Linked DNA regions of Homo sapiens: regions 1, 3 and 4 are each linked to region 2. A link is a loop called in an ENCODE intact Hi-C map of the cell type or tissue named here. Cell type or tissue: mammary epithelial cell. All regions are shown on one strand. Links, peaks and the distances in the headings refer to the core of each region. The heading gives the core; the rest is flanking DNA. Region 1 has its middle 46 kb from the start of MC3R. Region 2 holds the start of LINC01716 (long intergenic non-protein coding RNA 1716). Region 3 overlaps CSTF1 (cleavage stimulation factor subunit 1). Region 4 has its middle 61 kb from the start of MC3R.

Evidence for each region. Hi-C counts contacts between places; a loop is a spot of excess contacts. Peaks named below come from ENCODE experiments on the same cell type or tissue, not always from the same donor. Only the 100,000 strongest peaks of a DNase experiment are listed, where the experiment ranks them.
Region 1: it touches region 2 in a loop (15-fold over the local background); 3 of 110 quality-filtered maps call a loop at or near these places.
Region 3: it touches region 2 in a loop (22-fold over the local background); 17 of 110 quality-filtered maps call a loop at or near these places.
Region 4: a loop joins it to region 2, with 9 times the contacts of the local background. A loop is called at or near these places in 2 of 110 quality-filtered maps.

The regions. Positions count from the first base shown.
Region 1 is chr20:56,200,090-56,206,006 of GRCh38, forward strand. It overlaps the pseudogene RNA5SP487. Among named protein-coding and RNA genes, the nearest start is that of MC3R, 46 kb to the right of the region's middle. In mammary epithelial cell, for the core only: CTCF peaks have their summits at 579 (motif pointing left) and 2,598 (motif pointing right); no DNase peak of the experiment used is centred there.
Region 2 is chr20:56,575,017-56,580,933 of GRCh38, forward strand. LINC01716 (long intergenic non-protein coding RNA 1716) reads left to right here and starts at 2,547. Exons shown (of 6, transcript NR_136537.1): 1 at 2,547-2,596; 2 at 2,726-2,934; 3 at 4,375-4,537; 4 at 5,185-5,319. In mammary epithelial cell, for the core only: a CTCF peak has its summit at 2,681 (motif pointing left); no DNase peak of the experiment used is centred there.
Region 3 is chr20:56,397,090-56,403,006 of GRCh38, forward strand. CSTF1 (cleavage stimulation factor subunit 1) reads left to right here. Exons shown (of 6, transcript NM_001324.3): 3 at 118-395; 4 at 555-752; 5 at 1,878-2,268. Among named protein-coding and RNA genes, the nearest start is that of CSTF1, 7.4 kb to the left of the region's middle. In mammary epithelial cell, for the core only: a CTCF peak has its summit at 3,119 (motif pointing right); no DNase peak of the experiment used is centred there.
Region 4 is chr20:56,184,711-56,190,627 of GRCh38, forward strand. No RefSeq gene overlaps it. Among named protein-coding and RNA genes, the nearest start is that of MC3R, 61 kb to the right of the region's middle. In mammary epithelial cell, for the core only: a CTCF peak has its summit at 3,304 (motif pointing right); no DNase peak of the experiment used is centred there; H3K27me3 peaks cover 120 bases.

The sequences.
Region 1 (5,917 bases), core at 316-5,315, 380 kb before region 2:
CTCTCTCCCAACTGGCACTCCCAATCTCTTATACCCTGCTATATTATTTTTCTCCATAATACTTAACGTTTTCCAACATACTTTTTATTTACTTATGTTTCTTGTCTTCTTGTAGAATGCTATTATGGTAAGAGTTGGGATCTTTGCTAATTTTTTTTTTTTTTTAGAGATGAGGTCTTGCTATGTTGTCCAGGCTGGCCTCAGACTCCTGACCTCAAGTGATCCTCCTGCCTCAGTCTCTCAAAGTTCTGGGATTACAAGCATGAGCCACCACAGCCTGCAGTCCTTTGCTTTGTTCACTGATATATACCCCAAATGACTAGAACTACCAGGCCTTTGTGAACGAATGAATGGTAATCTGTGTTCTACTCAAGAGCTTGTTCTTGTGTGGGGAGAGCAAGTTGTATAGCTTTGTAGCTCATGCTGTGCATTTTTCATATAAAGTAAAGACTGTCAACTCGGGAAGCTAAACAAAGAGCACTTTGATGATGCAGGGACCTAGACTATAAGGGCACTGTTTCAACAGTGCGTCCGCCAAACTGTACCAGACTTGTCTTCAACAGTGACACCATGTGGCAGCTAAAAGCAACTGCAGTGGTGGACTGATGTGACTCCAGTCCTGCCCTCTTTGGGTTAAGTAAGCTGCAAGGACTCTGCCAATGGCAGGGAGTGAGAGAGAGTGAGAGTGTCAATGGGAGGTGCTAGAACTACTGCTAAGAAGCCAGAGAGGAGGGCTCCAGCAATTGATTAGAGAATCAGTGAGATATAATGGCACATGTAGGCTACATTAGTGGAATTACTAATACTAACTCAGGTAAAAAGCACTTCACATGGTAATGGGAACATAGTGAGAGAGTGCTCAATGGTGACTAACATTCAGAAGGGAGGAAACAGGAGAAGAATAATTTTTAAAATGTAATTTGTAGTGGGCTGAGTGGCAGCCCTTAAAAAGATATGTCCACTGAACACAATGTCCTCCAAATATTGGCTATCCTCATCCTAACCCCCAGAATCTGTGAATGTGACTTTATTTGGAAACAGAGTTTTTGTAGATATAACTAAGGATCTCAAAATGAGATTATCCTGGATTGTCTGGATAAATTCAGCGGCAGTGTCCTTATAAGAGACAGAAGACAAAACACTGAAAAGAGAGGAAGGCTGTGTGAAGACAGAGGCGGAGACTGAAGTGAAGCGGCCAAAGGACACCTGAGCCATGAGACACTAGAAGAGGCAGGGAAGGATTCTCCTAGAGCTTCCACAAAAAGCATGGCCTGCCAGTACCTTGATCTCAGACTTCTGACCTCAGAACTACGAGAGAATAAATTTATGTGGTTTTAAGCCAGTTTGTGGGAATTTGTTACAGGTACCCCAGGAAAGTAATCCACAATCCTATAGAGATTATCCTACATCATGGGGAGAGGGAGGAAGGTATAAGTGAGGTAAGGTGACAGTTTACTTATTGGGCAGGGGGTACTGATTAAACTACCCTAATGCTGATAATAACCAGCCTTGACCATAGGAAATTTACTCGAATTATTTTTACAACATACTAGTCACCCACCTTCCTTCCTAGTTGAGGAGATCCAAGACCCCCTGGTGGCCATCAAGCAGACCATCCAGGGCAAAGTTCCTTATCTGATGAATTCAGAAGTAATTAGACTTTCCTATTAGCTAAATGCCTGCTTTAGCTAATGGCTCCAGGCTTCTTTCCCCAAAATTTAGAAGTAACTAGAATTTCTATACATCTCCAGAATGCATGCATGTCAACCCTTGCTGACATTAAGGTACCAAAGCAACTACAAGTGTAAGCATTTATCATGACCTATGTGGCTAATATGGTCCAAATTACCCTGAAGTTCCCGCTTTAAGGTTCATAAATAGCCCAAAGGAAAATCCACCACGGCACACTCAGTCCTGTCTTGCTGAAGTGCTCTGCTGCATGCTGCTACAGCGCTTTCTATCTAATGAAACTTTCCTTTCAAACCCACACTGTTGTCAGTAAATTCTTCTTACTACCTGTGAGTCAATTCATTTCTGATGCCAGGGCTCTGATACGTTGCCTGGCCATACTGACCTTTCAATATTAAACACCAGGTACAGTAATAATGTAGCAAATGTGTTGCTGTATTTTCATAATTCATGGCAGGCTGCTGCCCACTGTTGCAAATAAGGTGATGTTGGAACACAGCTGTGCCCATTCTTTCAGGTGTGGTCTGTGACAGAGGTGACCAGTCAACAGAGACCATATGCACAAAAAGCCAAATTACTTATTATCTGACCTTTCATGGAAAAAAATGCCAGCCCCTGGGCTAGATCAGGGAAGACTTTGTAAACCAGGTTAAGAGATTATAACGTTTTATCACATGTACAGGGGTGAGTTACTGAATGGATTTAAACACAGAACTGATCCATATCCACTTTTAGAACAATCACTCTGCAGTATAAAGGTTGAAATTGGGGAGTGAAAGAATGAAGGCAGGAATTTCAGTTGGGAGGCTGGGTCAATAATCAGGTGAACACTGAAGGTAGCCTGGGCCCCACGTAATAAGGTAAAACGGGCTCCGTTTTCATGTCCACTTTTGTAATCACACTGTCTCCCAGGTCCACTAGATGGCAACACCACACAGGAAAATCATTCATCTCCACCACAATGTCTATTTTAGTGTCCTCTATTATTATAGAAACTTAAGAGCTATAATTCAAGTATTTCAGTGACTTAACCCCTTGTGTAGGTTTCAAGAAGAACCTACTCCATATTAAGTTACATTTATATCCAGACTCTGTGTTGTTTAACAGAGCAAACGGGCCAGGGCATCATATGAGAAACTGAAAGATGAACGAACTTCAACTCTCCAATTAAAATATGCTGGTGTAGCCAACAGAAAAATGGATGGAAGCCCCAAATGGACCCATTTACTAAAGAAGAAATATGAAGACCAATAAGCGCAAGAAAAACTGCTCAGCCTCACTAATCATCAAAGAGATGTCCATTAAAACAAAAATAAGATATAATTTATGCCTAACAAGACTGTTTTTCAAAATGATGATCCCAGCATTGGCAAGAGCGTGAAAAATGGGGGCAAAACACAGTGGCTCACACCTGTATTCCTAGCACTTTGGGGGTCCCAGGCAGGAGGATCACTTGAGACCAAGAGTTCAAGACCAGCCTGGGCAATATAGCAAGACCCCATCTCTACAAAAAATTTTTAAAAATTATGTGGGTGTGGTGGTGTGCACCTGTGTTTCCAGCTACTCTGGAGGCTGAGGCAGGAGGATTGCTTGAGCCCAGGAGGTTGAAGCTGCACTGAGCTATGGTTGTTCCACTACCCTCCAGTATGGGCAACATAGCAAGACCCCATCTCAAAAAAAAAAAAGAAAGAAAAATGGGCACTGCCAGGCAGTGCTGCTGAAAACATAAATTGATATGATATTTAACAATTTTTAGTAAATATGCAGAATATTTTAATTGCAAATATTCATTGACTCAATAAATCCACTTCTACAAATATCCTAACACTATAATCAAGATGATAAATTCAAGGTTTCCATCAAGGATGTCTACCATAGCATTATTTATAAAACTAGAAATAGTCTAAATGGCCAATGTCAGAGAAACCATTCATCAAGGTATGTCCTCACTTCATTAAATCAATAAATAATCATTGAGCTTCTGCCATGTATTATGCACTACCTCATGCACTACGCTGAGTACTCAAATACTGTACTGAACACAATGGACCAGGTCCCTACTGTCACAGAATGGAATATTAAAAAATGGTATTTTCAGAGACTATTTCATAAGTTGGGAAAATGTCCATAGTATTATAAGTGGAAGGAAAATTTTTAAAAATGTACATGCAACATGCAAATTTAAATGTACATTATAAATATAGTATTAAAAATTTTAGTTCACAGTTTCATGTATGTAAGAAAGAGCACACTTCTTTATTTTCTATAAATCAACTTAATTTTACCTCTAAGCCCCAGTCCTGTAAGGTTAAGAAATTCAGCCTTGATCAGCCTCAGACCTTCCTCCTCCCATGCTCTGGAATTTTGTCAAGGTTCTGAGTCTCATCCAAGACCCAAGTATCTTTGCTCATGTGTGTACAGTGATTATCCCAAGACATCCATTGCCCCACCCCTGTGGTCCTGTCAGATCCACTGCTCTGGTCTTTCTGTGAGAGCCAGGAAAGGTCACAAGCCTGGGAAAACTTTAGGTCAGGATCCCCAGGGCCCAGCCTTGGACCATTCCCTAGGGCCTTGGTACATGTGGTTCATGGTCCAGCTGCATGGGCAGCACCTGGACCTCCCCCTGGGGACTTGCTGCCTGTGGCCCGGACCAGCTGCACCTGCATCACTTGGGCACGACTGGATCACAATCTGCATGTCAACCAGAGCCCTAGGGATTCATGTGCATATTTCAGTTTTAAAAGCACCGCCTTAACTGGTCTTGCCATACCTGCCAGGTGGAATGCAGGTTAGGGCCATTCTGGGACCCCCAGGGCTGGGCATTCACTCACTCACTAGTCTGCAGAAGTTCTCCCTTACTTCCATCAATGACCATTCATATGGACACAAAGGCAGCCCAAGAAGGGTCCTGTAGGCGACCCTAGCCTGCTGCCCTGCCCTGCCACTAGCCACCCTCACTCAGTTAAGGAGGAGCAGGGGCTTCTACCTGCTTTTAGGAGGAAACAGCAGGAGAAAAATTCAAGGAAGAAGCATAAATTCTAGCCATAAGTATATGTTGTTTTTCATGAAATCAAGACTAAAAAGAAAATATCACAATTTAACTTATGTAGCAACATTATAACTTATTTTTAATCCTAAACTTCTCTGAATTCAGCTTTCTACAATGAATATAATTCCATTTACAAACAGAAAAAAAAATAAGTATTTGTTAATAGAGTATACTCATGCTGGCAAGATACAAAGATGCAAAATCAATCCAGAAATAAGAAGAAAAATAGGAGGAACACTGGGAGTAGAACTTAAGTCTCCCATCCAACTCCTCACCAGGCCCGACCCTGCTTAATTCATGAGATCAGACAAGATCAGGATGGTTTTAGGGTGGTATGGCCACAGACCAGAGTAGAAATAAAAGTAACAACTTTTTAGATAGCCAGCACAGGTCAACTGCATTCGCTGAGAAGCTGACCAGATTGCTTAAAGAGCTGTCTAGTGTCTTCTCAGGGCTCTGGAGTTTATTCATTTAAATCTATTTCCAGGTAGGGTTGTTGAGATAAGCCATATAAGCTAGAATTCCTCTTCTCCAGGGCAGGTCATAGAAACCAGAGCCCCTTTTCTCCAAAGCCAGCCATAAAACCGAAAATGTTATGCCAAACTTCCTTTTCTGTGTAACCGCCATGGAGAAATTAAGACCCTCATTTCAGAAGGGTTCTACCCTGTACTCTGGCGGAAGGAATGCTGCACAGATGCCAAGAAGAATCTGCACAGACAGGCCTTGCTGGATTTTCCCATGCAGTCTACTGGCATTAGATCAGGCCCTTCTTGTCCAATCACATTTCTACACTCTGTCCCTGCTTCATCAAACCTAAGCAGAAAAATGAATAATTCAACTTAGGTATATTAGTCAGGGTTCTCTAGAGGGACAGAACTAATGGAATAAGTATATATCTATAAGGGGGAGTTTCTTAAGTATTAACTCACACCATCACAAGATCCCACAGTAACCCCTCTCCAGGCTGAGGATCAAGGAGAGCCAGTCCAAGTCCCAAAACTGAAGAACTTGGAGTCCGATGTTCAAGGGCAGGAAGCATCCAGCACCGGAGAAAGATGTAGGCTGGGAGGCTAGGCCAGTCTCTCTTTTCACATTTTTCTGCCTGCTTGTATTCTAGCCATGCTGGCAGCTGATTAGATTATGCCCACCCAGATTAGGGATGGGTCTGCCTTTCCTAGT
Region 2 (5,917 bases), core at 410-5,409:
AGACCTGCTTCTAGATTAAAACAAAAACAGAAACCCCTCCGACCACCCCCTCCACCTTTTTTCCTGCTTTTCCTCAGAGACAAACTTCTCAGCACCCCCTGCCTCCTTTCCTCAATTCCCGTCCATTCTCCAGCCCACTTCCAGCTGGCTTTGGCACCCACTGTCCCTCCTCTCAGATTCACTCTTGTCAAGGTCACCAGGAATACCCGGTGCACAGTACAACAGGCACTTCCATGTCCTCGCGGGATGGGTCTTCCCAGCTGCACTTGACGCAGCTGACCCAGGGTGCTCCCCTGCTTCCCCTCCTGGGGCACGCTCATGGCTTTCCCGCCTCCTCCCTCTGACCCTCCTGCCTCCTCCCTCTGATCCTCCTGCCTCCTTCCTCGGACCCAGGGCGCTCTCCTCCCTCCTCTCCTGGAACACGCTCATGGCTTTCCCACCTCCTCCCTGGCCATCTCTTCTCAGTCTTCATTTCCAACTTTTCCTCTTTCTGTTCTCTGAATGTTGGCTTTCTGCATGGCTAAGCCCTGGGTCCCCCTCTAGCTAGACTCTCATGGGATGGTCTCATCCATGGCCAAGGTTTTTAACATAATCTAGAAGCTGAGACTCCCATATTGCATCTCTGGTCTTGCTGTCAACTCACATGTCCGTGGCCTGCTGGATACCCCTGTTCTGTCTCTTGGGCATTCCACACTTAGTGTTTCCTAAATCAGACTGTCCAGGGCCTTCCACATTGGTTTGCTCCCAGTCTCCCTTGGAGCCGGCACTGGTGCCACCCTTCCACCTGGTGCCTGGCTGCCAAGCTTGATTCCCTCCTCCTCCTCCCTAAACCCTCCCCTCCTCAGACCTCACTTTTTCCATCCTCACATTGCCACCCTAGGCCAGGCCACCATCAGCTCCTGCCTGGACACTGTGACAGCCTCCTAAGTGATCGACAGCCCCCATTTTTCACGCTGCTGCCATTGAGATCTTTCTAGAATAAAAATCAAATCAAGCCAGTCCCTTGCTTAAAACCATTTCACGCTCCCTATTGCTCTTCAGGTGAAGCTAACCTCCTTAACTTGGTTTACACAGCCCTTCCCAGCCAGCCCCTCCCTGCCTCTCCCACCTCCAGTGCCACCCCCAGACCTCAAGTGATCCACCCACCTCAGCCTCTCAAAGTGCTGGGTGGTGGCTCACACCTGGCGTCGTCCTCTTCCTCCCTTCCTCTTCCCCTGCCCCTTCCCCTTGCCCTCCTCCTCCTCCTACTCCTCCTTCTTCCTCCTCCTTCTTCTATGAGTGGTCAGTTATTCCAATGATAGATTACAGAATTGGCTTCTGCCTTTCAAAAATTAAATCATAACCCATCTCCTGAAGTTTGAACACAGCCTTGCCTAATTTTGTTTCATTTATGTTATTGTTATCACTACAGTTATTTGGGGTGGCCTGAGGACACGGCTGGAGCTGGAGTGTGGCTGTGACCTCCTCTTGACATCTTTCTGCACCACTATTAATGGTATCCCAAGTGCTGGGCACAGAGGAGGAGATAGATCAATATTTGATGAATAAATGGCTGGGCGTGGTGGCTCACGCCTGTAATCCCAGAACTTTGGGAGGCCTAGGCAGGTGAATCACCTGAGGTCAGGAGTTCAAGACCAGCCTGGCCAACATAGTGAAACCCCATCTCTACTAAAAATGCAAAAATTAGGCCAGGCGGGGTGGCTCACGCCTGTAATCCCAACACTTTAGGAGGCTGAGGTGGGCAGATCACCTGAGGTCAGGAGTTCGAGACCAGCCTGACTAACATGGAGAAATCCCATCTCCACTAAAAATACAAAATTAGCCAGGCGTAGTGGCACATGCCTGTAGTCCCAGCTACTCAGGAGGCTGAGGCAGGAAAATCGCTTGAACCTGGGAGGCGGAGGTTGCAGTAAGCCGAGATTGCGCCATTGCACTCCAGCCTGGGCAACAAGAGCAAAACTCCGTCTCAAAAAAAAAAAAAAAATTAGCTGGGCATGGTGGGGCATGCCTGTAGTCCCAGCTACTTGGGAGGCTGAGGCAGGAGAATTGCTTGGACCCAGGAGACGGAGGTTGCAGTGAGCCAAGATCACGCCATTGCACTCCAGCCTGGGCGACAAGAGCAAAACTCAGTCTCAAAAAAAAAAAAAAAGACTTTGATGAATAAATGAATGAACGAATGAAATCACTCTCAAACCAGAGCTTCAAGTTTCATGTTATTGGCCTGGAGCGGTTAATTTTATCAGCATACACAAGACTCTCAGTCTCCAAATCATGGAACTATAGGATGGCAGGATGGGAGAATCCCTGGACCACCCAGGGCCCAACCTCCAAATTTATCAGTTGAGCCAGCTGAGCCATTGCTCACCCACAGTTGTCCCGGAGCAGGCAGGCTGCCTGCAGGATGGAAGAACGTGGAGGAGGAAGGGTGTGCAGGGGCCAGGTCTTACCTGGATTTGTTGATTTTATTCTCAATATGATGAGAAGTCCCGAGAGACTTTAACATAATCCCTGATCTTATTTTATTTTATTTTATTTTATTTTAAAGATCATTGCAATCCCTGCAAAACCAGATTCAGGACTGGAGAGAGAAAATAAGGTATGGGCTGGGGAGTCAACACACATTTGTGCCTCTTTGATGGCAAGGCCTAGGAACACATGCCTGGGGTCAGCTTGCCATCATGTGGCCAAACCTAAGGACTGCACATCTCCCATCTTGCTTTCCCAGGGCTCCGTGTACTTGTGGAGACAGGATTTGGACCCAGGTCTCTCCTCCCACCAAAGTTCAGGGTCTATAGGCCTGAGTTCAAGTCCCGGTTCCTGCACTCCCAGCCATATGACCAAAGAGGATTCAGGTTCTGTATCCGACTCATGGGGACAGCAACACACTCATCTCTCACAGTGAAGACCCAGTAAGAAATGGCAGCTGTCAGCCAGGTGCAGTGGCTCACGCCTGTAATCCCAGCACTTTGGGAGGCCGAGGCAGGCGGATCACGAGGTCAGGAGATCGAGACCATCCTGGCTAACACGGTGAAACCCCGTCTCTACTAAAAATACAAAAAATTAGCCAGGCATGGTGGCGGGCACCTGTAATCCTAGCTACTTGGGAGGCTGAGGCAGGAAAATGGCATGAACCCAGGAGGTGGAGGTTGTAGTGAGCTGAGATCGCACCACTGCACTCCAGCCTGGCGACAGAGTGAGACTCTGTCTCAAAAAAATAATAAATAAAAGGCCAGGCGCAGTGGCTCAAGCCTGTAATTCCAGCATTTTGGGAGGCCGAGGCGGGCAGGTTGCCTGAGCTCAGGAGTTTGAGACCAGCCTGGGCAATATGGTGAAACCCCATCTCTAAAAAAAAAAAAAAAAAAATTAGCTGAGTGTGGCGGCGTGTGCCTGAAGTCCCAGCTACTCAAGAGGCTGAGGCAGGAGAATTGCTTGAACCCGGGAGGCAGAGATTGCAGTGAGCCGAGATCGCACCACTGCACTCCAGCCTGGGTGACAGAGTGAGACTCCGTTTCAAACAAACAAACAAACAAAAAAAATAGGGGCTGGGTACAGTGGCTCACACTTGTAATCCCAGCACTTTGGGAGAGGATTGCTTGAGGCCAGGAGTTTGAGACCAGTCTGGGCATCATGGTGAGACCTCCATTTCTATTAAAAAAAAAAAATTATAATAAGTAAATGTCTAACCACCTTATCTTAGGGAGGAAGAAACTGAGGCTCAGAGAAAAGCAGGTAGAAAGCAAGATTTCTCGGGCCAGGCACAGTGGCTCACACCTGTAATCCCAGCACTCTGGGAGGCCAAGGCAGGCGGATCACCGGTCGGGAGTTTGAGACCAGCCTGACCAACATGGAGAAGCCCCGTGTCTACTAAAAACACAAAATTAGCTGGGCATAGTGGTGCATGCCTGTAGTCCCAGCTACTTGGGAGGCTGTGGCAGGAGAATCACTTGAACCCGGGAGGCGGAGGTTGTGGTGAGCTGAGATTGTGCCATTGTACTCCAGCCTGGGCAACAACAGCGAAACCCCGTCTCAAAAAAATAATAATAATAAAAGAAAGAAAGCAAGAATTCTCAAGGCTCTGTTCAAAATGCAGGACTTCCACTCCCCAGGTCAGCAGTGAGCCCAAGGCTCTAGCTCCAGCGGAAGGCTGGACAGTGTTAGGGCCGGAGGTGCCAGGCAGGCACCCCAGAATGAGATGCAGAAACGGCCAGTGAGGACAGAAGCCATGGTGCTTTGGAAGCCCAGCTCCTTCTTCCTGCTGATGAACAGGCATCCAGAGAGCCTGTGAGCGGGGCTGTGTGCTCCAGGTCATGTCCCAGGTGTACAGAATTTCAGGAATTTAGTGGAGCTCTCGCCCAGCAATTTTTTGCTTTACAGGAGAGGAAGCTGAGATCCTGAAAGAGGTGGGGCCCGGCCCAGGGTCACTCAGCAATTTTCAGTAGCTGCTCCCTACTGGGGAACTGTGTGTCTGAGGTCGTGGCCATCTGTCCAAAGAGCTTCTTCTGACCAAAGTGCTCATTTTCATAGTGTGACCACAGAGGTATGTATTTTATAACCTTACCTCATTTCATCATCCCAGCAGCCTTGCAGGGAGGTTTATTTCCATTTTGCAAATGAGGACTCTGAGGCTCAGGGAGGTGACGTGACATGCGCAAGGCTGGGAGGGGTGGGTGAGGACTTGCCCTGTCTCCACTGGCCTCCAGACCCTGCGCTCACAGCTGGTCCCGTGTGGCATTACAAGAACATTTGAGCTTCTCAGGAGGGTTAATAAAGGGTGTAAGAAAGGACAGATCTTTAGGAGGGCCGTCTTCAGAGTTTACTTCTCTGTGTTCTAGAGAGAACCAACGACCCTCATGCATTGCTTTTTGGCAAGGGAAATGAAGGATTCAGGACAGTGGGCACTGGGCACCCACAGGGTTTATTCAAGCAGCCGAAGCTCCTGCTTCAGAACCTTGGCACGGTTAGGGCCCAAATAAGGGTCTTTTCCTTCTCACTTTGAACACAGCCTCGCCTAATTTTGTTTCATTTATATTATTGTTATCACTGCAGTTATTTGGGGTGGCCACCCCCATCCCACAGCTGCTCCCACCCTTCTCTGCTGTAGAAATGGAGGAGGGAAGGCCCAGTGGCTCCAGTGTGAGGGGAAGAGACCTGACTGCACCTGGGCTGTGTCTTCTCCGTCCACAGTACACCCGTGGGAAGAGGAGTCGGGGCATCCCTTGCTGGAAATACCCCAGCCCTGAAGGTTGCTGGCAAAACCACCATTTAATTCAGAACAAAAAGTCTGCTCCAGGAGCCCCTGAGAGCGTCAAAAAGAACAAGGTGGGTGGGTTGGGGGGAAACATCACTGAGAGGCTACCTAGGCCTGGATCCCCGGCAGATGCAGGTCCACAACCCGACGCCGACCACTGGCCGGCCCTCCCGAGTGTCTGACTGCGGGACTACCTGGCATCCACTCGAAGAGACCAGCCTGGGGCATCCCTCCCTGCGCCCCAACCCCTGTGGACACTCCCTCGGGAGCATTTCTAACTAGGCCTGGGTATGTGAAAAAAGAGGAATCCTTTCGCAGAAGGCAGGCTGGACCTGGGAAAACAGTTCTCCATGGATGGAGAAGTGAGGGGATAAAGGATGATGAACTTAGCTGTTTTCTTTCCTGTCCACATTGTTTCTAGGTTCTTTGGAACCAGGGGTCATCTTTTATCTCCCACAGTAACTCATGTCTGCCTTAGACTTATTTCCAACCCCTCAAGATCAGTTGAAGATCTTTGTAGGATCTACACATTCATACTTTACTTACTGACACCCCACAACCTGTAAACCATAACAAAATGCACCTGCTGCACACATCTGAAAGGTTTTCTTTTTTTTTGTTTTGTTTTGTTTGAGACAGAATCTTGCTCTATTGCCCAGGCTGGAGTGC
Region 3 (5,917 bases), core at 445-5,444, 180 kb before region 2:
AAGAAATAGGAGGTTGACACTGGTGAGCATCTTTCCAGTTTGGATCTAGAATTTTATCTTGGCCTTTTTAAGAAAAAACACTTGTTTTGTTACGCCCTTAATTTTGATTTCTTTCAGGAATGGAAAACGATGACACCGCAGTTCAGTATGCAATTGGTCGTTCAGATACTGTTGCCCCTGGCACAGGGATTGACCTGGAATTTGATGCAGATGTTCAGACTATGTCCCCAGAGGCTTCTGAGTACGAAACATGCTATGTCACATCACATAAAGGACCATGCCGTGTAGCTACCTATAGTAGAGATGGACAGTTAATAGCTACTGGGTCTGCTGATGCTTCGATAAAGATACTTGACACAGAGAGGATGTTGGCCAAAAGTGCCATGCCAATAGAGGTAAAAATTCCAGTCACATACTTATTGATTGCCTTCTGTTTTTCATTTTTGGAAAAATGAGAGTATGGTTGAAACCAGCTTTAGTTTGCTACAGTTGTGGATTGTGCACTTGGATTCAGACACATTCTGTGCCTTGAGCATCTCTTCTTGTTGGTCTAGGTCATGATGAATGAGACCGCACAACAAAATATGGAAAACCACCCAGTGATTCGAACTCTTTATGACCATGTGGATGAAGTCACGTGCCTTGCTTTCCACCCAACAGAACAGATCCTGGCTTCTGGTTCAAGGGATTATACTCTTAAATTATTTGATTATTCCAAACCATCAGCAAAAAGAGCCTTCAAATACATTCAGGTAGGAATCTTTAGAAAGGAGCTTTACATTTTTTCTTAAATACAATGAGCTATTGTACAACTATTCTCTTTTTAAAAGTAGTCTCAGTGATCATCCTGTAAGATGCGTACAGACCAGGATGCATGCCCGATGGCACATGGATCAGATTTTGTTGGCACATAGATCACATGCTATCATGTACCTGCTCCCTCTGGCTGGTCAGAGTTTATAATCTGACCCTTTGGAGGGTTTGGAATCCATATCACTCTCTAAAGGTTGTAGATCCCTGTTATAAACAAAACACGACCAGCTTCACTAATATATAACTTAGAGGAATAAAAAAAAAGTTCATTTGAAAGTATTAAGTATTTCCTGGCAAGGTGACATTCGGTACCCTATTTTGAATATGCATTGCAGAAATACTAATGTTTTAGTTGTGGCTTCTGTCTGTTTGATAATTAAACTAGGCTGGTTGCAGTGGCTCATGTCTGTAATCCCAGCACTTTGAGAAGCCAAAGTGGGAGGATCACTTGAGCCCAGAAGTTTATGGTCAGCCTGAGCAATGTAGTGAGACCTCATCTCTACAAAAAATTCTTTTAATCAGCTGGGCATGGTGGCACGCGCCGATAGTCCCAGCTACTCAGGAGGCGGAGGCAAGGATGATCATTTGAGCCCAAGAGGTTGAGCCTGCAGTGAGCTGTGACCATGCCGCTGCACTCCAGCCTGGGCGACAGAGCAAGACCCTGTCTGAAAAAAATAATAATAAACTTAATTTTTCACTCAATATTTGCAGCCCTAGAGCAAATTAAAGAAGCTCTTAGGTACAAGTTGTACTTCAGTTAACCATGCATGAATGTGTCATTGTCTGATAATACTCCATCCTTAGTTTACTCAGTGTTCATTTGTAAATAATGAAGCTCACTTCTGTAGTTTTTGGAATAATATAACCAGTAAATATTTAGTTTTGGAAATCTATTCAAAAAATACTTTCATATGTTCCAGAAAGCACTTTTTTTCTTATGATACCTGTGTAATATCTAATAATTGTTTTATAGATTCTTTTCATCAGCCAGATATTTTCCACATTTCCTCTGGATTTAATTGTTCACCAGTTGGTCACTTGTATTAATGTCTCTGTCCCAACAGGAAGCTGAAATGTTACGTTCCATCTCTTTTCATCCTTCTGGAGACTTTATACTTGTCGGAACTCAGCATCCTACTCTTCGCCTTTATGATATCAACACCTTTCAATGTTTTGTCTCTTGCAATCCTCAAGATCAACACACCGATGCTATATGTTCCGTTAATTACAATTCTAGTGCCAATATGTACGTAACTGGAAGCAAGGACGGCTGCATCAAATTATGGGATGGTGTTTCAAATCGATGCATCACAACTTTTGAGAAAGCACATGACGGTGCTGAAGTTTGTTCTGCCATTTTTTCCAAAAATTCTAAATACATTCTCTCAAGTGGAAAAGACTCTGTAGCTAAACTTTGGGAAATATCAACGGGACGAACACTGGTCAGATACACGGGTATGTGAGACGTTGATGTTACTTAACATTTCTGTAGTGTTTACACTTTCCAGAACTCTCTTTTAAGACCTCACAATAGAGCAACACAATATCTATGCATTGAGCAAGGCAGATGTTACCCTTTCTTAGATAAGAGGAAACCAAGACTTACAGGTTAAGTCATTTAGCCAAGGCTACACGACTTGGAAATAGAACGGTGCTTTCTTTGCTCTTCTGAGCACCTCACACCGTGGACTAGGGCTGGATTCCATGCAAGTAACATTTGAGAACCTGGTGATCCATTTGTAGACTGGCATGCCCTCTTCCCACAGAAATGTGAAAGCAATCCAGAGAAAAGTTTCCAATAGTAGATCTCAGTATTATTAATATATGTATTCATGAAAGAATGGCTGAGAGGGAAGATCTTATCCCATTCCTAAGAGAGCAGACCTAGCCCGCAAAGGAAACCACGTTAATTCTGAATGCAGATATAAAGTAGGCTCAGCAGACAGAAAAAAATTGCATCCACTGAATTCTCATTTATGTATGTTGGTCTCATTGGTAACAGTAGTGCCTGTGGAGTCTTTTTATAATGAAATCCATTTAAATTTATCCTATCACTAGTAGGGCCCAAGTCTGGTTATTTGATAATGAATGTTAAAACACTGTCTTCTGTTCCTTGTAGCAGCAAAGACTGTTGTTTGGTAGAAAACCTCCAGAAAATTTCTGATTGTTTCTTCCATTGTGAGATATGTTTGTATCATACACTAAAATTGGCATGAGCATAACTCAAAAAAAATCACAAGAAAACAGTATTGGAAGGGACTGGATTGTGTTTAAGTTTGCATTGAAGAGTCAGTGACATCTGACCCACTAGGGGGCAGCATAACTTGCCTTAGATTTGTCTCATTGTAACCAAAGTTCCCTTCCCCAGCCATCTTTCTGGCTTCTGGTACCACTAGCAAATCTTAGGAAGAGCCATTTTTATCATAATTCTTGGTGACTTCATTGAAACACTTGTATAAAGTTGTTCTGAAAAGTATTTATTATAAAGAACTACTTTATAATAGTTGTGTTTGTTGCAAAAAGAAGATAAAAAAGTGATCAGGGTAAATGTGAAAGTACTCCCCCTATAGAAGTTATAACTGTTTTAAGGAGTGTGCTGTATCTGGACAGATACACACCAGCCTACTGACAATAGCTTATATATTTGCTCTAGGAATGTTTTGGGTGTTTTATAATAGTATGAGGTTGATTGGCTTGTTTTAGTGGGGAATAGCAGTGTGGTTTTTCAAAAATGTGATTATGCTGAATTTATGCACAGATTCCCCTTTTCCTTTTTTCTCATTTCACAGGTCAAGCGCCTGTCATGTCAGCATGTTAAGATTTCTGTTCCCAGTTTTAATAATTAGTTAGAATTTGGGCCAGGCGCGGTGGCTCACACCTGTAATCCCAGCACTTTGGGAGGCCGAGGTGGGCAGATCACAAGGTCAGGAGTTTGAGACCAGCCTGGCCAATATGGTGAAACCCCGTCTCTATGAAAAATACAAAAATTAGCTGGGCTTGGTGGCGGGCGCCTGTAGTCCCAGCTACTTGGGAGGCTGAGGCAGGAGAATAGCTTGAACCTGGGAGGTGGAGGTTGCAGTGAGCCGAGATTGCGCTGCTGTACTCCAGCCTGGGCGACAGAGTAAGACTCCGTCTCAAAAAATGATAATAATAATAATTAGTTAGAATTCAGAGGGTTTTTGAAATGATGAAAAAGGAAAAACTATCAAAACTTTAGAAATTGGGATGCAAAAAATTAAAAACAATATAAATAACATACAGGACTGGGAGAAAATGGTTATAGCATATATACAGATGTTAGACATTGAGTTAACATCCTTAATCTATAAAGAGAACTCATATGGGAAAAAGATGAGTCCAAACTCGAGAAAAAAGGAGCCAAAGGACAGGGGGCTGCAGAAGAGAAAAATGGTCAGGAAATGTAAGAAAAGGTGGCCAGCCTTGCTGCAGACCCAAGAAATGAATATGGGGACCTGGTTTTGTTAATCAGATTTCAGGAGTCTTAAAGATTTATATTATCTACTATTGATAGAGATTTCGGGAAATCATATTTTGTTGGTCAGAGTCAGCTGGTAAAATATTTCAGCACAGTTTGGTGTCATATCAAAATTTTAAATACACGCTTTTTGACCCACTATATCTACTCTTAGAAATTCAACCTAAAGAGGTAATTGGACAGACATGCACATGCCCATAAAAGGATGTGTGTCCCAACATCATTTGGAGTGGCTGAAAGTTAGAAACAGCATAAATGTCCAATAAGAAGCACTGAGGAAATCTGTTACGCATCCATGGACAACATACACCTTTAAAAATAAGTATGCATGCTAACATGGGCTGAGCACTCGCACTCCAGAGCCTCCTTTGCATTCTCTTATTCTTAATCCTCACAGCCTTATGGGGTAGGTTCTGTAACTACTCCATGGAACAGATGAGAAAATTAAGGCTGAGGAATGTTAAGTAATTTGCCCAGGGTCACATTAGTGTTGAACCCACATCTGACCACACAGACTTTGTGTTTTTATCCACTAAGCTGTATTCTGTCTTTACAGATCTGCACTACATATGCTTGAATATTAATAGTATATGACAAATGCTCTGACTTAAAGAAGTTACAAATGAAGCCAGGGACTGTGGCTCACACCTATTATCCCAGCACTTTGGGAGGCCAAGGTGGGCAGATCATCTGAGGTCAGGAGTTTGAGACCAGCCTGGCCAACATGGTGAAACCCCATCTCTACTAAAAATACAAAAATTAGTTGAGTGTGGTGGCACATGCCTGTAATCCCAGCTACTCAGGAGGCTGAGGCAGGAGAATCTCTTGAACCCAGGAGGCAGAGGTTGCAGTGAGCCGAGATCACACCATTGCACTCCAGCCTGGGCAACAGAGTAAGACTCTATCTCAAAAAAAAAAAAAAAAGAGAGAATTTACAAGTGAGCACATAACACTTAGATATTTCGAAAGAGTATTCACCAAAGTATTGACTGTTACCTCTGATGGGTGCAATTATTAGGCAGTTTTTATTTTCCTTTTTATACTTTATTTGGTACTTTTAAACATAAAATATGTAATTTATAGTCATAAAAAGGCTTCCTTTTGGAAAGTAGATATTCATATACTTTGTCTCAGTAATTCTGTCTCTAGGAATTTACTCCTAAGGAAATAAAGCTTTCTGTACAAAGGATGTTCATTACAACATTACTTATAATTGATATAAACTAAATGTCAGGAAGTAAAAGAATTGTTAAACAGGCCGGGCATGGTGGCTCACACCTGTAATCCCAGCACTTTGGGAGGCCGAAGCAGGTGGATCACAAGGTCAGGAGATAAAGACCATCCTGGCCAACCTGGTGAAACCCTGTCTTTACTAAAAATACAAAAATTGGCTGGGTGTGGTGGTGTCCACCTGTAGTCCCAGCTACTTGGGAGGCTGAGGCGGGAGAATCACTCGAACCCAGGAGGCGGAGGTTGCAGTGAGCCGAGATCACGCCACTGCACTCCAGCCTGGCGACAGAGTGAGACTCTGTCTAAAAAAAAAAAAAAAAGATCACACACAAAAGAATTGTTAAATAAGTAATGGGGCTTCTAAACATGAGGCACTTT
Region 4 (5,917 bases), core at 461-5,460, 390 kb before region 2:
GTGAGTCCCACCTGGCCACCAATGCATGGAATCTTTCTGAGACTATCAATCAAGTTTCCTTGCCTTTCTCTCACCAAGAGGTGGGTGAGTGACACCGACTACAGCCAAGGAGTCTCTGTTTCTCTCAGCTCTTGAGTCAAATGACCCAACGGCAGAAAACAGAGCCCATAGATCCTGATAAGGCAGAATCCTGAAGCATTGGTCCCTGCTAACTGTACACCCATAGCTGCCTGGGACCCATTCTGTCCAAAACAAAGGTCCTATAGAGTTTCCTTTTATTCTAGGAACACCACACATTATGATTTGGATCTGTGTCCCCACCAAATCTGTTGAATTGTAATCCTTAACGTGGGAGGTGGGGCCTGGTGGGAGATGATTGAATCATAGGGGTGGTTTCTCCTGAATGGTCTAACATTATCCCCCTTGGTACTGTCATCATGATGGTGAGTGTGTTCGCATGGGGTCTGGTTGTTTAAAAGTGTGTAGCACCTCCCACTTCTCTCCTTCTTGCTCCTGTTCCCACAATGTGAAATGCCTCACTCCCCATTTGCCTTCCACCATGATTGTAAGTTTCCTGGGGTCTGCCCAGAAGCCAAGAAGATGACAACATCATGCTTCCTTTACAGCGTGCAAAACTGTGAGCCAATTAAACCTCTTTTCTTTATAAATTACCCAGTCTTAGGTATTTCTTTATAGTAGTGCAAGAATGGATTAATCCACTCCATAACCCTCAGATACCTTCCTACCATGCATAAATTACCCCAGATTGGTCCCCATTGCTTGCAACCCAAGAATTCCAAATGAAACAGTTCTCCTCTCCCCACTGACTCTGCTGCAGGTCCAGGCACCATCAACAGCCTCTTTCCTGCTTCTATTCATGATGCTGGTTATCCGTAGATGACACAGTAAATGGTTTTGAGTGAATGTCTACTAGGCACCAAGCTCTGCGCTCAGCTGTCAGGAGCAGCAGGAAACATGATAGCTGCCCCCCAAAGTCACTGGCACAGGCAATGACCAAACAAAGGGACGCATGCTCAGATGATAGGGTGCTGGGGACATACAGGACAGAATCCCTCCCTTTAAACATGACACCTGGGTGTCATGAGGATCCCATTCTCCAGACTTTCCCCAGTGACTGGGAACATACATCAGGATGCAGCATGTGATTTCAGAAGTGCTATTGGAACAAGTTTTCCCAGCAAGGTGTTTTGCTCCTTTTTCTCAGGTTTTTCCATCAAGAGTCTCTTAAGGCCCCAGCGCGGTGGCTCACGCCTGTAAACCCAGCACTTTGGGAGGCCGAGGCAGGTGGATCACCTGAGGTCAGGAGTTCAAGACCAGCCTGGCCAACATGGTGAAACCCTGTCTCTACTAAAAATACAAATATTAGCCGGGTGCAGTGGCACGTGCCTGTAATCCCACCTATTCAGGAGGCTGAGGCAGGAGAATTGCTTGAGCCCAGGAGGCAGAGGTTGCAGTCAGCCAAGATGGCACCATTGCACTTTAGCCTGAGTGATAGAGCAAGACTCTGTCTACAAAAAAAAAAAAAAAAGTGTCTCTTAAACTACATTTTCATAGGCCTTTTCACTGCAGAGGTAACAAACTCAAATGCCAACTGGGGCCAGCTAGGTATCTTAGTCATTTGACACAGACACATTTTGTATATTAAACACATAGGAATATTTTCCCCTTCAATAAAAGATATGCTCCCTAACACTTGTTTTTTTTTTAAACCTATGTCCTCTTCTTCTACCTTTTGTTTTCAAACTTTTTATGAAGACATAGATAAAGAATGATATCACTTTCCTCTTAATTCTATGAAGAAAATAAATGTAAGTAAAATATTAAAGAATGACGTTGGTCCTCCCTGTTCTAGATACTGTAAGGCATGGTGGGGATTTATGGCAAACTGGAGAGCTCCTGTCCTGAATGAAAGGGAAACTTTAATACCAGCTAGAGCTATGAATTGTATGCAGGAAATCAAGTTCCCAAAAAATCTCTTTTCTGACAGAAACCAGAAATCCAGATTTTTATGCAAACGTATCTGATTTTTAAATGTTGGCAAACAATTCAAAGCTTCATTTTTTTAATGCCATGCAGGCCTACGCTCTGTAGTTTAAACAAACAAGTATGGGCCACATTCTGCCCTTGGGACATGAATTTTCAACCCCTTATGGGTACAGTACTGCCCAGGGTGGCCCCTGGCCTAGTTCTGGCATATTTGTGCAAATAAGATAAAAGTGTTCCTTCCCCCACAGATATTTTACTGCCATTCATCAGAAAAATTGTCCTAACAAATATATTATACAAATCCAAGACACTCATTGTAAGCATGGTGCCCTCTGGAGTTGGACAGTGTGAAACCTATACACCTGTACACAGCAGCCCTGTTTTCATCCTCTTTGAGCTTTTCGGGATAAGCCCCTAAAATCCCACCTACCATCTAATTTTTTATTCTCTAATTATGTTTCTGCTAATATTTGACATTATATTTATACCTGAAAGACAAATTGGAGACTGAATTACATTATCCTATCAGGGCAAGTCCAGTAACTGAGATTAAAGAAGATTCAAGTGGGCTTTTTGGCACAAATCTTAGCCCCTGTCTTCACTTTGCGACACGTGACTCTGTGAGCCACATCTGCCTGCGACAGGATAATCTATGCCAAGTCTTCTGAATCCTTTCACTTTCTAGAAATAGATGGATGTTATTGTTTACAGACGGAATTTCCATTGTATAAAACCACCTTATCCCAGCTATCAATTATTGTCATTATCTGTAACTAGGCAAGTTCCTTACAATGTTTGCTGAAACTATCTCAGATCAGTAATTAACTCCCCAGCCACCAGCTCTTGCCTTTCACATTTTAATGAGGAGCGTGACCATGAAGCCATTAGAATGTGAAAAATGAAAGTTATCACCAGTTATCCTTCTTTGATACAACAGACTCATTTCCTCTCCTCTGCTGATAGAGGATCAACAAATACTTTTTCCATTTTTTTTTAAGTAGGAAGCCTTTAGAGGCCAACCTACTTAGTGTAAAAAGACTACCAGCCACCCCCTGAGGCAGAAAGCACATTGCAGAGATTCAGTTGTTTTTTTCCCTCTGGCAAAATGCCTTGTTAATTAAGAAGCACACCTGCATAATTTAAACACATCGAAGCCGGAGTCTAGCCAAGTGTGCAGCTGACTGTCTCCCCTAATTGCCCACGCTCACCAGCACCCACCCTCATTAATAACGAAAAGGCTGTCCTCTCTCAGGGGTGCTCACCAACAATTCCCAAAGAGTCAGAGAAGTGACTGGGCCAGAAGGTGGCACCAAATCCTGTCTCATTTTGATGTCAGCCAAATGAGAAAGCTCATCTCCTTACGGAAAGGAGATTTTGCAGACAGGAAGGAAGTCTGGAGTGGAGGGTTTGCACGCTGGTTAGACATTAAATGACTTTCCAGACAAATCTGGTTTTCCTTCATGCAGAGGAAACTCCATTAGGAATGTTTCTACATTTAAGAGGAATCCCAGAGCTCAAAAGAAAACTTGGTCAAATATTTGGGGCTGCTCTCAGTAAAACGAATTGATGCCCCTCCAAGGAACGTTTCATAAGCTGGAGTTTACCCTTCCAGTCTGGTCGGCACAGCTCAGAAGCAATGGGAAATGGCAATTAGCACAAGGCAAATAGTGGCGGATGAGACCAAGCCACCAAATGGCCCTTCGAATGCCGTATTCCAATGTGACAGGACAGAATGAGGCAATGGAGTGAGCACCAGACAAGGAGCCAGAGACTTGGGTTCGAGAAGTGGCTCTCCCGTAGGTCATTCCAGAACCTCAAATCATTTCCTGCACAGAAGTTTGCAGTGGAGCAGCCCTGATACGCGACAGGTGAGGGATGACGTTGGCGTGAACGTGGTGAAAAGGAAACGCTTTTACACTGCTGTTGGGAATGTAAATTGCTACAAACACTATGGAAAACCGTATGGCGATTCCTTATTCGATTCAGCAATCCCACTACTGGGTATCTACCCAGAAGAAAAGAAGTCCAATATGAAAAAGACACAGGCACATGCATGTTTATAGCACAATTCACAATTGCAAAGATATGGAACCAACCTAAATGCTCATCGACCAACGAGTGGATAAAGAAAATGTGGTATAGGCCAGGGGCGGTGGCTCACGCCTGTAATCCCAGCACTTTGGGAGGCCGAGGCGGGTGGATCACCTGAGGTCGGGAGTTTGGGACCAGCCTGACCAACATGGAGAAACCCTGTCTCTACTAAAAATACAAAAAAATTAGCCGGGCGTAGTGGCGGGCGCCTGTAGTCCCAGCTACTTGGGAGGCTGAGGCGGGAGAATGGCGTGAACCCGGGAGGCGGAGCTTGCAGTGAGCCGAGATCCCGCCACTGCACTCCAGCCTGGGCGACAGAGCGAGACTCCGTCTCAAAAAAAAAAAAAAAAAAAAAAAAAAATTTGCCGGGCATGGTGGTGCATGCCTATAATCCCAGCTACTTGGGAGACTGAGGTAGAAGAATCACTTGAACCCAGAAGGCAGAGTTTGCGGTGAGCTGAGCTCGTGCCATTGTACTCCAGCCTAGGCAACAAGAGCAAAACTCCATCTCAAAAAAAAAAAAAAAACAGAAAGAAAATGTGGTATGTATACACCATGGAATACTACTCAGCCATAAAACGGAATGGAATAATGGCCTCTGCAGCAACTTGGATGGTGCTGGAGGCCATTATTCTAAGTTAAGTAACTCAAGAGTGAAAAAATAAATATACACATTCTCACTTATAAGTGGGAGCTAAGCTATGAGGATGCAAAAACATAGTGATATAGTGAACTCTGGGGACTCGGGGGGAAGGGTGAGAGAGGGGTGAGAGATAAAAGACTACATACTGGGTACAGTGTGCACTGCTTCAGAGACGGGTACTCCAAAATCCCAGAAGTCACCACTAAAGAAATTATCCATGTAACCAAAAACCACCTGTACCCCCAAAAACTATTGAAATTAAATTTGTTTAAAAGATGTAGCAATATATGTTGGGAAAGAAAAAAAAAGGACAGTGTCAGGGGTCTCCAATGCCTGGGATCAAATCCTATCTCTGATGCGTTTGAGGCAGGTGACTTTGGGCACGTTACCTCATCTTTCTGTACCTCAGTCACCTCTTCAGCATCCTCATGGGGTGGTTGTGAATATTAAATGAGATTATGTCCATAGTGCTGTCAATAAATGGTAATGGTTATTCTTAAGAATGAGCTAAAGGAAAACTAATTGGAAATAAACTTACTGGGGACAGACCTTTATCAGTGGCTGGAGGCCCTGTATCAGGACAAGGGCTAAGTTGGAATTGTTGTCATGACCCCATTAGACCCACATGTTGGAGAGGTCTAGGAAAAATCCGGTCAGTTTACCTAGTGTTGACTATTTACAGATTTACGTTACAATTACATTAAATGTTTATATACATCATCTCATTTACTTTAAACAGAACATCTGTGAGTCAGGAATTTAAGCCTCAGAGAGTTTAAGCAACTTCCCCAAGGTCACACAGTCCCTTTGTAACTTGAATCTACATCTTTTGTAGGCAACAAAAGTAGAAATGGGATTACAGGTGCACACCACCATGCCTGGCTAATTTTTGTATTTTTAGTAGAGACAGGGTTTCACCATGTTGGCCAGGCTGGTCTCAAACTGCTGACATCAGACGATCCACCCACCTCGGCCTCCCAAAGTGCTGGGATTACAGGCATGAGCCACCACACCCAGAAGCTACTCAGGAGGCTGAGGCAGAAGAATCGCTTGAACCCAGGAGGCGAGGTTGCAGTGAACATGAGATCACGCCACTGCACTCCAGCCTGGGTGACAGAGTGAGATTCCTACTCAAAAATAAATAAATAAAAATAAAAATGGAGATTTTGTTATTAT